Regions from separate parts of the Homo sapiens genome. Here region 1 is linked to region 2. Evidence: read pairs that join two places in POLR2A ChIA-PET (ENCODE). Cell type or tissue: Panc1. All regions are shown on one strand. Region 1 overlaps FOXK2 (forkhead box K2). Region 2 overlaps HEXD (hexosaminidase D).

Region 1 (5,000 bases), 110 kb after region 2:
TGTTCTTTGTCCTGTGAAGGGCATTGGAGTACGACACCGGGGTGAGTCTGCCTCCTTCCCCTCCCTGGGACGTATGACAGTGTCTGGAGGCACATTTGGTTGGCATAGACTGGGAGGACGGGTGCTACTGGCATCTAGTGGACAGAGGCCAGGGATGCCACTGAAAAATCTTACAACGCACAGGACGCAGGAGGGGAGAGCCGCCTGTTGCGTAGCAACCTGGCAGCTGATAATATAATAAAAGTTGGTTATGACTCTTGGTCCTACTGGTGGTAAGTTTTAATAATTTTTTTTACAGATGATTCCTGCTTAAAACCTTTATGCTACCAAAGCATCTGTTCAAATTATACTTGAAAGCGCCTTTTTTTTTTTTTTTTTTTTTTGAGACAGGGTCTTGCTCTGTTTCCCAGGCTGAAGTGCAGTGGTGTGATCTTGGCTCATTGCAGTGTCCACCTCCCGGGTTCAAGCGATTCTCCTGCCTCAGCCTCCTGAGTAGCTGGAATTACAGGCACGTGCCACCACGCCGGCTAATTTTTTTTTTTTTTTTTTCAAGATGGAGTTCTGCTCTGTCGTCCAGGCTGGAATGCAGTGGCACGATCTTGGCTCACTGCAACCTCCGCCTCCCAGGTTCAAGTGATTCTCCTGCCTTAGCCTCCTGAGTACCTGGGATTACAGGCGCGTGCCCACTCCCAGCTAATTTTTGTATTTTTAATAGACAGGGTTTCACCATGTTGGCCAGGCTGATCTCGGACTCCTGACCTCAGGTGATCCGCTTGCCTCGGCCTCCCAAAGTGCTGGGATTACAGGCGTGAGCCATGGCGCCCCACCTGAAAGTGCCTTTTGTAAAACAGAGCCTGGAGGTTGAGACTCATTGCGGAGTCACTAGATAACTCCTCCCTTTGCAGCTTTGAAAGGACACTCTCGGAATGCAGTTCTGTCTTGCTATCCCTGGTTGTAAGAAGATACAACTAGGTCCCTTAAGGCAGTAGTAGCCTAACATTGTTACGTTTGTAATGTGTTCTCTTAGTCGTATTTATTGACTTAATTAGGCTGATACAGATATTCTGAGAACTAGGAATACCTTAGTTACATTGATACAGATATTCTGAGAACGTTTATCTTTAGTGGGAAAAAAGACAATGAGCTGTAGCTGAATTGTTCCAGTTTTTTGTGTTCCTGGTTCCACTGGAGAATGAACTGATGATGTGACGTCATTGTTAGCACAGCCACGCTGGGAAAGATGGCTCTCAAGGTGCTGTTTTTAATGGTGTTTAGTCATTAATAATTGGCAGTAAGAAAACTCATCTTTTGACTTTCATTTGGACAGATGGAATATAGAAAACCTGAAATAGGCCGGGCACGTTGGGTCACGCCTGTCATCCCAGCACTTTGGGTGGCTGAGGCAGGCGGATCTCCTGAGATCGGGAGTTCGAGACCAGCCTGACCAACATGGAGAAACCCTGTGTCTACTAAAAATACAAAATTAGCTGGGTGTGGTGGCGCATGCCTCTAATACCAGCTACTCGGGAGGCTAAGGCAGGAGAATCACTTGAACTCCAGCCTGGGCAACAAGAGTGAAACTCCATCTAAAAAAAAAAAAAAAAAAAAAGAGAGAGAAAACCCGAAATAAGGAAATTTAAAACTACTGATGTGTTTTTTTTTTTTTTTTTTGAGACAGAGTCTCGCTCTGTCACCCAGGCTGGAGTGCAGTGGCGCCATCTCAGCTCACTGCAACGTCCTCCTCCCGGGTTCAAACAATTCTCCTGCCTCAGTCTCCCGAGTAGCTGGGATTACAGGCGCCACCACCACGCTCTGCTAATTTTTGTATTTTTAGTAGAGACGGGGTTTCACCATGTGGGCCAGGCTGGTCTCAAACTCCTGACTGCAGGTGATTCCCCTGTCTTGGCCTCCCAAAGTGTTGGGATCACAGGCCAAAGTGTGAGTCACTGTGCCCGGTCTACTGTTGTGTTTTCAAAGTGGCTTTTTTGGTCTTGTATTTTTCAGAATACGATAGCATTTTGAGTATATAGAGAATGTTTTAAAAATTCTGTGTTTTTGCCATTTCTGAGCTGTTGGAGGATGTTAGGATAATGAACATCATTTTGATAGCCATTTGAGCTGGGTGGAAGAAGATGTGGTTTAAATATAAAATGTCTGTTCTGGGTCCTCCTTGAGGACCTGTTCCCACTTTGCCAAGCTTCCCCCTGGACTTGTCCACACGTGATTAAACACAGCTGAAATCCTGTACACTTGAGTGAACTGCATGTAAGTGTTCTGTGGGCTGGGCTGATTCATCTTTACATTGTACACTTCCTGGGGTTGTAGCCTTTGACCCCTGGGTGACCTCCTCCAGGAATTCTGGGTACTCGATAGGACTCAAATGTTTATTGCTGAATTGGTTGGATGTGGGCTTCTGAGTTTGGATTGGGTGACTACTGTACCATAGGAAACCATGTAAAACAGTTATAAATGTAAGTCAGATTAAATTCACTTCTGATTCTACAGTTGCTCCCACTTTTTTTTGTTTTTGTTGATGGTAGACTCCCCAAAGTGACTTTTTTGGCCTTGTACAGTCATGCATCACTTAACTGTGGAAATCATTCTGAGAAATGCATTGTTAGGTGATTTCATTGTTGTGCGAACATCATAGAGCATACTTGTACAAGCCTAGATGACACAGCCTGCTGCACACCCAGGCTGTGTGTATATCCTGTTGCGCCTACAGCCACATGCTGCACAAACTTAAGCAACATGTGACTGTATTGAATGCTGTAACATGGTGTTTGTGTATCTAAACATATTAAAACATAGAAAAGGCACAGTAAAAATAAGGTACAAAAGATAAAGGTACAGCTCTCTAGAGCACTTAGTGTCAGCAGAGCTTGCAGGACGGGGTGAGTCAGTGAGTAAATGGTGAGTGAATGTGAAGGCCTAGGACGTGACTGTACACCGCTGTCAACTTCATAAACACTGGACATTTAGGCTATACTTTATTTATTTGAGAAGGAGTTTCGCTTTTGTCGCCCAGGCTGCAGTGCAATGGCGTGATCTTGGCTCACTGCAACGTCTGCCTCCCAGGTTCAAGCAGTTCTCCTGCCTCAGCTTCCCGAGTAGCTGGGATTACAGGCTCACGCCGCCACGCCCGGCTAATTATTTTATTTTATTTTATTTTAGTAGAGATGGGGTTTCACCATGTTGTCCAGGCTGGTCTTGAACTCCTGAGCTCAGGTAAACACCTACCTTGGCCTCCCTAAGTGCTAGGATTATAGGCGTGAGCCACTGTGCCCATCTTATTTATTTTTTTGAGATGGAGTTTCGCTCTTGTTGCCTAGGCTGCAGTGCAATGGCGCGTTCTCGGCTCACTGCAGCCTCCGCCTCCTTGGTTCAAGCAATTCTCCTGCCTCAGCTTTCCGAGTAGCTGGGATTACCAGCACCCGAGACCAGCCCAGCTAGTTTTTGCATTTTTAGTGGAGACGGGGTTTCACCATGTTGGCCAGGCTGGTCTTGAACTCCTGACCTCAGGTGATCCACCCACCTCGGCCTCCCAAAGTGCTGGGATTACAGGCGTGAGCCACTGCGCCTGGCCTAAATGTATTTAAAAAGAGTTTTCTTGTCAGGTAAAAGAAAAAAATTGTAAATAATTTATTAGTCTTAACATACTATAATTTTTTTTTACTTTATAAACTAATACTTAGTTTAAAACACACATTGTGCAGACATAAAAAAATATTTTTGTTGTTTTTTTCTGAGACTACGTCTCACTGTGTGGCCCAAGCTGGAGTGCAATGGTGTGATTGTGGCTCACTGCAACCTCTGCCTCCCGGGTTCGAGTGATTCTCCTGCTTCAGCCTCCCGAGTAGCCACCTCACCTGGCTAATTTTTGTATTTTTAGTAGAGATGGGGTTTTGCCGTGTTGACCAGGCTGGTCTCGAACTCCTGACCTGAGGTGATCTGCCTGCTTTGGCCTCCCAAAGTGCTGGGATTACAGGTGTGAGCCACCGCGCCTGACCACAAAAATATTTTTGTATTCTTATTTGATAAGCTTTTTTCTGTTTGTAAAATTATTATTTTTTTCTTTTTAAACTTTTTTTGTTTAAAAACTAAGACTGAAACACACACTAGCCTAGCCCTACATAGGGTCAGGACCAGCAGTATCACTGTCTTCTACCTCCACATCTTGTTCCACTCCAAAGTTCTTAGGGGAAGTAACGTGCATGGAGCTGTCACCTCCGGTGATAACGGCTTCTTCTGGATACTTCCTGAAGGACCTACCTGGGGCTGTTGTATAGTTAACTTTTTAAAAATAAGTAGAAGCAGTATACTCTAAATTAACGATAAAATGTATAGTGCTGCCGGGCGTGGTGGCTCACGCCTGTAATCCCAGCACTTTGGGAGGCCAGGCGGGTGGATCACCTGAGGTCAGGAGTTTGAGACCAGCCTGGCCAACATGGTGAAACCCTGTCTCTACTAAAAATGCAAAAAATTAGCCAGGCATGGTAGCACACGCCTGTAATCCCAGCTACTCGGGAGGCTGAGGCAGGAGAATTGCTTGAACCCAGGAGGCAGAGGTTGTAGTGAGCCGAGACCGTGCCACTGCACTCCAGCCTGGGTGATGGAGTGAGACTTTGTCTCAAAAAAAAAAAGTATAGTGCAGTGAATACATAACCAGTAACTGTCATTTATTATTATTAAGTATTACATATTGTACGCGATCGTATGTGCTGTACTTTCATACGGCTGTTCGCGTAGTAGGTTCGTTGACACCAGCATCACCCCAGACTCATGAGTAATTCATTGCACTATGACATCACAATGGCTAGGAATAGGAATTTTTCAGCTCCATCATAATCTTAACGGGACCCTCATATATGCGGCCCATCATTGACTTGAAACGACGTGAATTTTGTTAGCCGGGCATGGTGGTGCCCAGCTGTAGGTTAGCCGGGCGTGGTGACGCACAGCTGTAGGTTAGCTGGGCCTGGCACAGCTAGGTTAGCTGG
Region 2 (5,000 bases):
ACACACGGAGGGAAGGCAGTGTGAAGACCCAGGAGGATGCCCCGCGGTGCCAGCAGCCAAGATGGTCATGACGTGCCACGAACCCCAGGATGCCGAGGACAGCTGACGATCACCAGAAGCTAGAGAGAAGCAAGGAAGGGTCCTCCTCTTCAGCCTTCAGGGAGAGCTGGGTCTGCTGACACCTGGATTTTGGACTTAGGGCCTCCAGAACTGTGAGAGAATAAATTTCTGTTGTGTCAAGCCGCCCAGTTGTTTGTTTGTTTTTTGAGACGGAGTCTCGCTCTGTCATCCAGGCTGGAGTACAATGGCGCAGTCTCGGCTTACTGCAACCTCCACCTCCCGGGTTCAAGCAATTCTCCTGCCTCAGCCTCTGGAGTAGCTGGGATTACAGGTGCCTGCCACCATGCCTGGCTAATTTTTGTATTTTTAGTAGAGACGGGGTTTCACCACATTGGCCAGGCTGGTCTTGAACTGCTGACCTCGTGATCCACCCGCCTCAGCCTCCCAAAGTGCTAGGATTACAGGTGTGAGCCACCGCACCCGGCCAAGCCACCCAGTTTATGGTCATTTATTACAGCAGCCCTAGAAAACTAAGACACTCTTCAACAAAATTAGGTATCAGGGTGTCCCCATGGATCCCAAACTACAAGTGGGTGGGACCAAACCACAGACAGAATAACACCTGTATGGGGTTAGTGGCCAAGCAGGAGGTAACAGAGGAAAGAGGGAAACTCCAACAGTGCTATGACCAGAGGACCCAGAAAATAGCCTCAAAAGTAAGTAAAGGTCTCCCATAGCGAGAAGTGGGGCAGAGTTTTAATGGCTCCCGTCTGAGATTGAGTGCAAAGAGACTTAAAGGAGGGTGCAGGGGAGGCCGAGGCTGCAAGGCTGTCAGAAATACGTAATGAAACATCCAGGAGGGTGCAGGGGAGGCCCAAGGCTGCAAAACTCTCAGAAATACGTAACAAAACTTCCTTCCAGAGGAACAGCGCCCCCCACTAAGGACAAAACAGGGAAAGCATCCACATTGAACTGGGCAGGAACAGCGAAGGGAAAGGTCCTGGGGAAAGGCGTCCAGAAGAGGTGGAGGTCAAAAAACACTGCAGAAGCAGCTACACAGAGCCTGCAGTTTCTAATACCGCGTGGCAGCAGTAGAGGAGGGGGCCTTGAGGCTGGCCTGTCACCATTGCAAACACAAGAGCCTGTTCTTAAAAATGAGCAACAGGCTGGCCATGGTGGCTCACGTCTGTAATCCAGGCACTTTGGGAGGCCAAGACGGACAGATCACCTGAGGTCAGGAGCTTGTGACCAGCCTGGGCAACATGGAGAAACCCCGTCTCTACTAAGAATACAAAAATTAGCAAGGCATGGTGACACATGCCTGTAGTCCCAGCTACTTGGGAGTCTGAAGCAGGAGAATTGCTTGAACTCAGGAGGCAGAGGTTGCAGTGAGCCAAGATTGCGCCACTGCACTCCAGCCAAGGTGACAGAGCAAGACACCATCTCAAAAAAAGAAAAAAAGAAGCAAAAAAGAGTGTTGTTTAACATCATACAAAGATAGGTAAGAAAAAAGAAGGCCAGGCACGGTGGCTCACGCCTGTAATCCCAGCACTTTGGGAGGCCGAGGAAGGTGGATCACAAGGTCAGGAGATGAAGACCATCCTGGCCAACACAGTGTCTCTACTAAAAATACCAAAAATTAGCCCCGTGTGGTGGCGGCGCCTGTAATCCTGCTACTCGAGAGGCTGAGGCAGGAGAATCACTTGAACCTGGGAGGTGGAGGTTGCAGTAAGCCGAGATTGTGCCACTGCGCTCCAGCCTGGGTGACAAGAGTGAGACTCTGTCTCAAAAAAAAAAAAAAAGAAAAAAGAAGATGATCTGAATAGCATTGCAGCAGTGAAGGTGCTCCAGACACACAGGCCCACCCAGCAGGAAACACTGTTCCATAATATTTCATAACAAGATAAAAGATACTCAGAAGATGACGGAAGCTGTGAAAGAACAGCATAAATCAGAAATAGAAAAGCCCAGGCCAGGCTCAGCGGCTCACAACTGTAATCCCACCTACTTGGGAGGCTGAGGCATGAGAATCACCTGAACCTGGGTGGTGGAGGTTGCAGTGAGCCAAGATCGTGCCACTGCACTCCAGCCTGGGCGATAGAGCAAGACTCAGTCTAAAAAAAAAAAAGCCCAGAAATGTGGTAATCAGACAAAAGGAGGTTGTAAAAAATTGCCTGTGGAGCTCAGAAATGAATTATAAGGAAAAAACAATGTTTTTAATGAAGACTAAACTATAAGAAGTGTACAAGTGAGTAGACACCATGGAAAGTGCAGTATTTGGAAACAGATGACAGAAAAGAAAAAAGCAAACAGAGATGAAAAGGCGTTCTGACAAATTGAATATGGCAAAGAAGACTGAACTTACATACAGCTGATGAAGAGGCATTTTGACTTGGGCCAGGCGCGGTGGCTCATGCCTATAATCCCAGCACTTTGGGAGGCTGAGGAGGGTGGATCACCTGAGGTCAGGAGTTCGAGACCAGCCTGACCAACATGGTGAAACCCTGTCTCTATTAAAAATACAAAAATTAGCCAGGCGTGGTGTCAGGTGCCTGTAATCTCAGCTACTCGGGAGACTGAGGCAGGAGAATTGCTTGAACCCGGGAGGCGGAGGTTGTGGTGAGCTGAGATCGTGCCACTGCACTCCATCCTGGGGGACAAGAGCAAAACTCCATCTCAAAAAAAAAAAGAAAGGAAAGGCGTTCTGACAATTGAATATAGGCAAAGAAGATCCAACTTACACACAGCTGGAGTCCCTGTTTCCATCATCTGTTGCTGCGTGACAGATCTCCCCAAACTTGAGGTCCCCATTCATCACCCCTTGTGTTTCTGTGGGTTGGCTGCGTGATTCTGCTTTTCTGACCGAGGTGCCCTCAGGTGGTCACAGCCCCGTAACATCTAGAAACCTCTGATGGTCCGCGTGGCCTTCCATGTCCGGCAGTTCATCCCAACTGTCAGCTGGGGCTCCTTAGTTCTCCTGCATGTGTGTCATCCAGGAGGCCTAGCATGTGCCTGTAGTCCCAGCTCCTTGGAAGGCTGAGGCTGGAGGATCACTTGAGCCCAGGAGTTGGGTGCTGCAGCGAGCCATGATCATGCCAGCACGCTCCAGCCTGGGCAACAGAGTGAGACCCCATCTGTTAAAAAAAAGAGAGAGGCCGGGCACAGTGGCTCACACCTGTAATCCCAGCATTTTGGAAGGCCGAGGGGCAGATTACCTGAGGTCAGGAGTTCGAGACCAGCCTGGCCAACATGGTGAAACCCCGTCTCTACTAAAAATACAAAAATTAGCTGGGCATCGGGGCGGGCGCCTGTAATCCCAGCTACTCGGGAGGCTGGGGCAGGAGAATCGCTTGAACCCGGGAGGCAGAGGTTGCAACGAGCCAAGATCACGCCACTCCACTCCAGCCTGGGCGAGAGAGCGAGACTCCATCTCAAAAAAAAAAAAAAAAGAGAGAAAGACAAGGAAGTGGGGAGGAGAATAAGGGGGAAGGGACCCCATGAGTACAGACCAGGAACGAATGAGTTCTGCACCCCTCTCTCACCTCCCCCAGGTGCTGACCCCAACCCTTCAGAGCCCTGCTCCCCCTGCCCCGGCTCCTCCTGCCCCGTCCCCCATGCCTTGCCATTCTCCTTCAGCCTGGCTGCCCTGTCCCCCATGCCTTGCTGGTGCCCCTCAGCCTGGCTGCCTTGCTGGGCCGCCGTGCATGAAGAGCTGCTTCTTGGTGGCTCCCTGCTGGCCGGACCCGTCCCTCCCAAGCTGAGCCACCAGCGCGTTGAGTAGCAGCCCTGTTTCATAGCATATCTCCCCTTCTGTGCAAAATAGTCACTGGAACGGGGAGTTTCATTTGGCATAACGTAAAGTACACATTCCGGATTTAAGGTTCCCAGGAGAAATAGAAGTAGCAACTCCCACAGTCTCCACAGGCTGAAAGGGAAGGCGTCTCCCTGCTGTGGACTTGCCACATCGTGCTCCAGCAGCCACTTCTTCCTAACCCCTCCCTGTTTACCCCCCAGATTTTTCCTCTGTTCCGTGCGCTAGGTGCAAACGGCCTCCTCATTGAGTATGAAGACATGTTTCCCTACGAGGGCCCTCTGAGGCTGCTGAGGGCCAAGTACGCCTACAGGTAACACTGCCCGTGGCAGGTACAGGGGCGCGGCGTGAAAGCGGGGAAGGGGGGGTTCCGCAGGGCAGGAGGAGCAGCAACCTGGAGGTGCGGGTGGCACAGTCAGGAACTGAACAGTGGTGGGTACATTCCTTTTTTGTCTTTTTAAATTCATCTCTTTAATTGTATGAAAACAAAGTTTCATTTCAAACATTCACTGGAGAGAATTTTGAAACATTTAAAGGGAAAGTAAGCATCAGCAGCGCCCCCTACAGGGAAGAGCTGCAGTTCCTGTCTCTGTCCTGCAGGCGTTTCTTCTGTTGATGGGAGAAGGCTGGACTACAGAAGGTTAGAGAAGGTTAGAGAAGGTTAGAGAAGGCCAGAGAAGGAAGGCCAGAGAAGGCTGGGCTAGAGAAGGCTAGAGAAAGCTGGAGAAGGCTAGAGAAGGCTGGAGAAGGCTGGAGAAGGCTGGACTACAGAAGGTTAGAGAAGGCCAGAGAAGGCTGGGCTAGAGAAGGCCGGAGAAGGCTGGAGGAGGCTAGAGAAGGCTGGAGGAGGCTGGAGGAGGCCAGAGAAGGCTGGAGAAGGCTGGAGAAGGCTGGAGGAGGCTGGGCTAGAGAAGGCCGGAGGAGGCTGGAGGAGGCCAGAGAAGGCTGGAGAAGGCTGGAGGAGGCTAGAGAAGGCTGGAGGAGGCTGGAGGAGGCCGGAGAAGGCTGGAGGAGGCTGGAGGAGGCTGGGCTAGAGAAGGCCGGAGGAGGCTAGAGAAGGCTGGAGAAGGCTGGAGAAGGCTGGGCTAGAGGTTAGAGAAGGCTAGATAAGGTTAGAGAAGGCCAGAGA

Evidence for each region. ChIA-PET counts read pairs that join two places held together with the same protein. Peaks named below come from ENCODE experiments on the same cell type or tissue, not always from the same donor. Only the 100,000 strongest peaks of a DNase experiment are listed, where the experiment ranks them.
Region 1: POLR2A ChIA-PET joins it to region 2 with 11 read pairs; 10 of 35 experiments call an interaction of 5 or more read pairs at or near these places.

Annotation. Positions count from the first base shown.
Region 1 is chr17:82,528,858-82,533,857 of GRCh38, forward strand. The region is part of intron 1 of FOXK2 (forkhead box K2); the gene reads left to right. Among named protein-coding and RNA genes, the nearest start is that of FOXK2, 12 kb to the left of the region's middle. In Panc1, a CTCF peak has its summit at 138 (motif pointing left); DNase peaks (open chromatin) are centred at 134, 2,380, 2,814 and 2,844; H3K4me3 peaks cover 1,037 bases; H3K27ac peaks cover 2,392 bases.
Region 2 is chr17:82,420,320-82,425,319 of GRCh38, forward strand. It overlaps HEXD (hexosaminidase D), which reads left to right. Exons shown (of 13, transcript NM_001330542.2): 3 at 4,075-4,184. Among named protein-coding and RNA genes, the nearest start is that of HEXD-IT1, 2.5 kb to the right of the region's middle. RefSeq lists an enhancer at 3,664-4,499. In Panc1, a CTCF peak has its summit at 4,425 (motif pointing left); no DNase peak of the experiment used is centred here.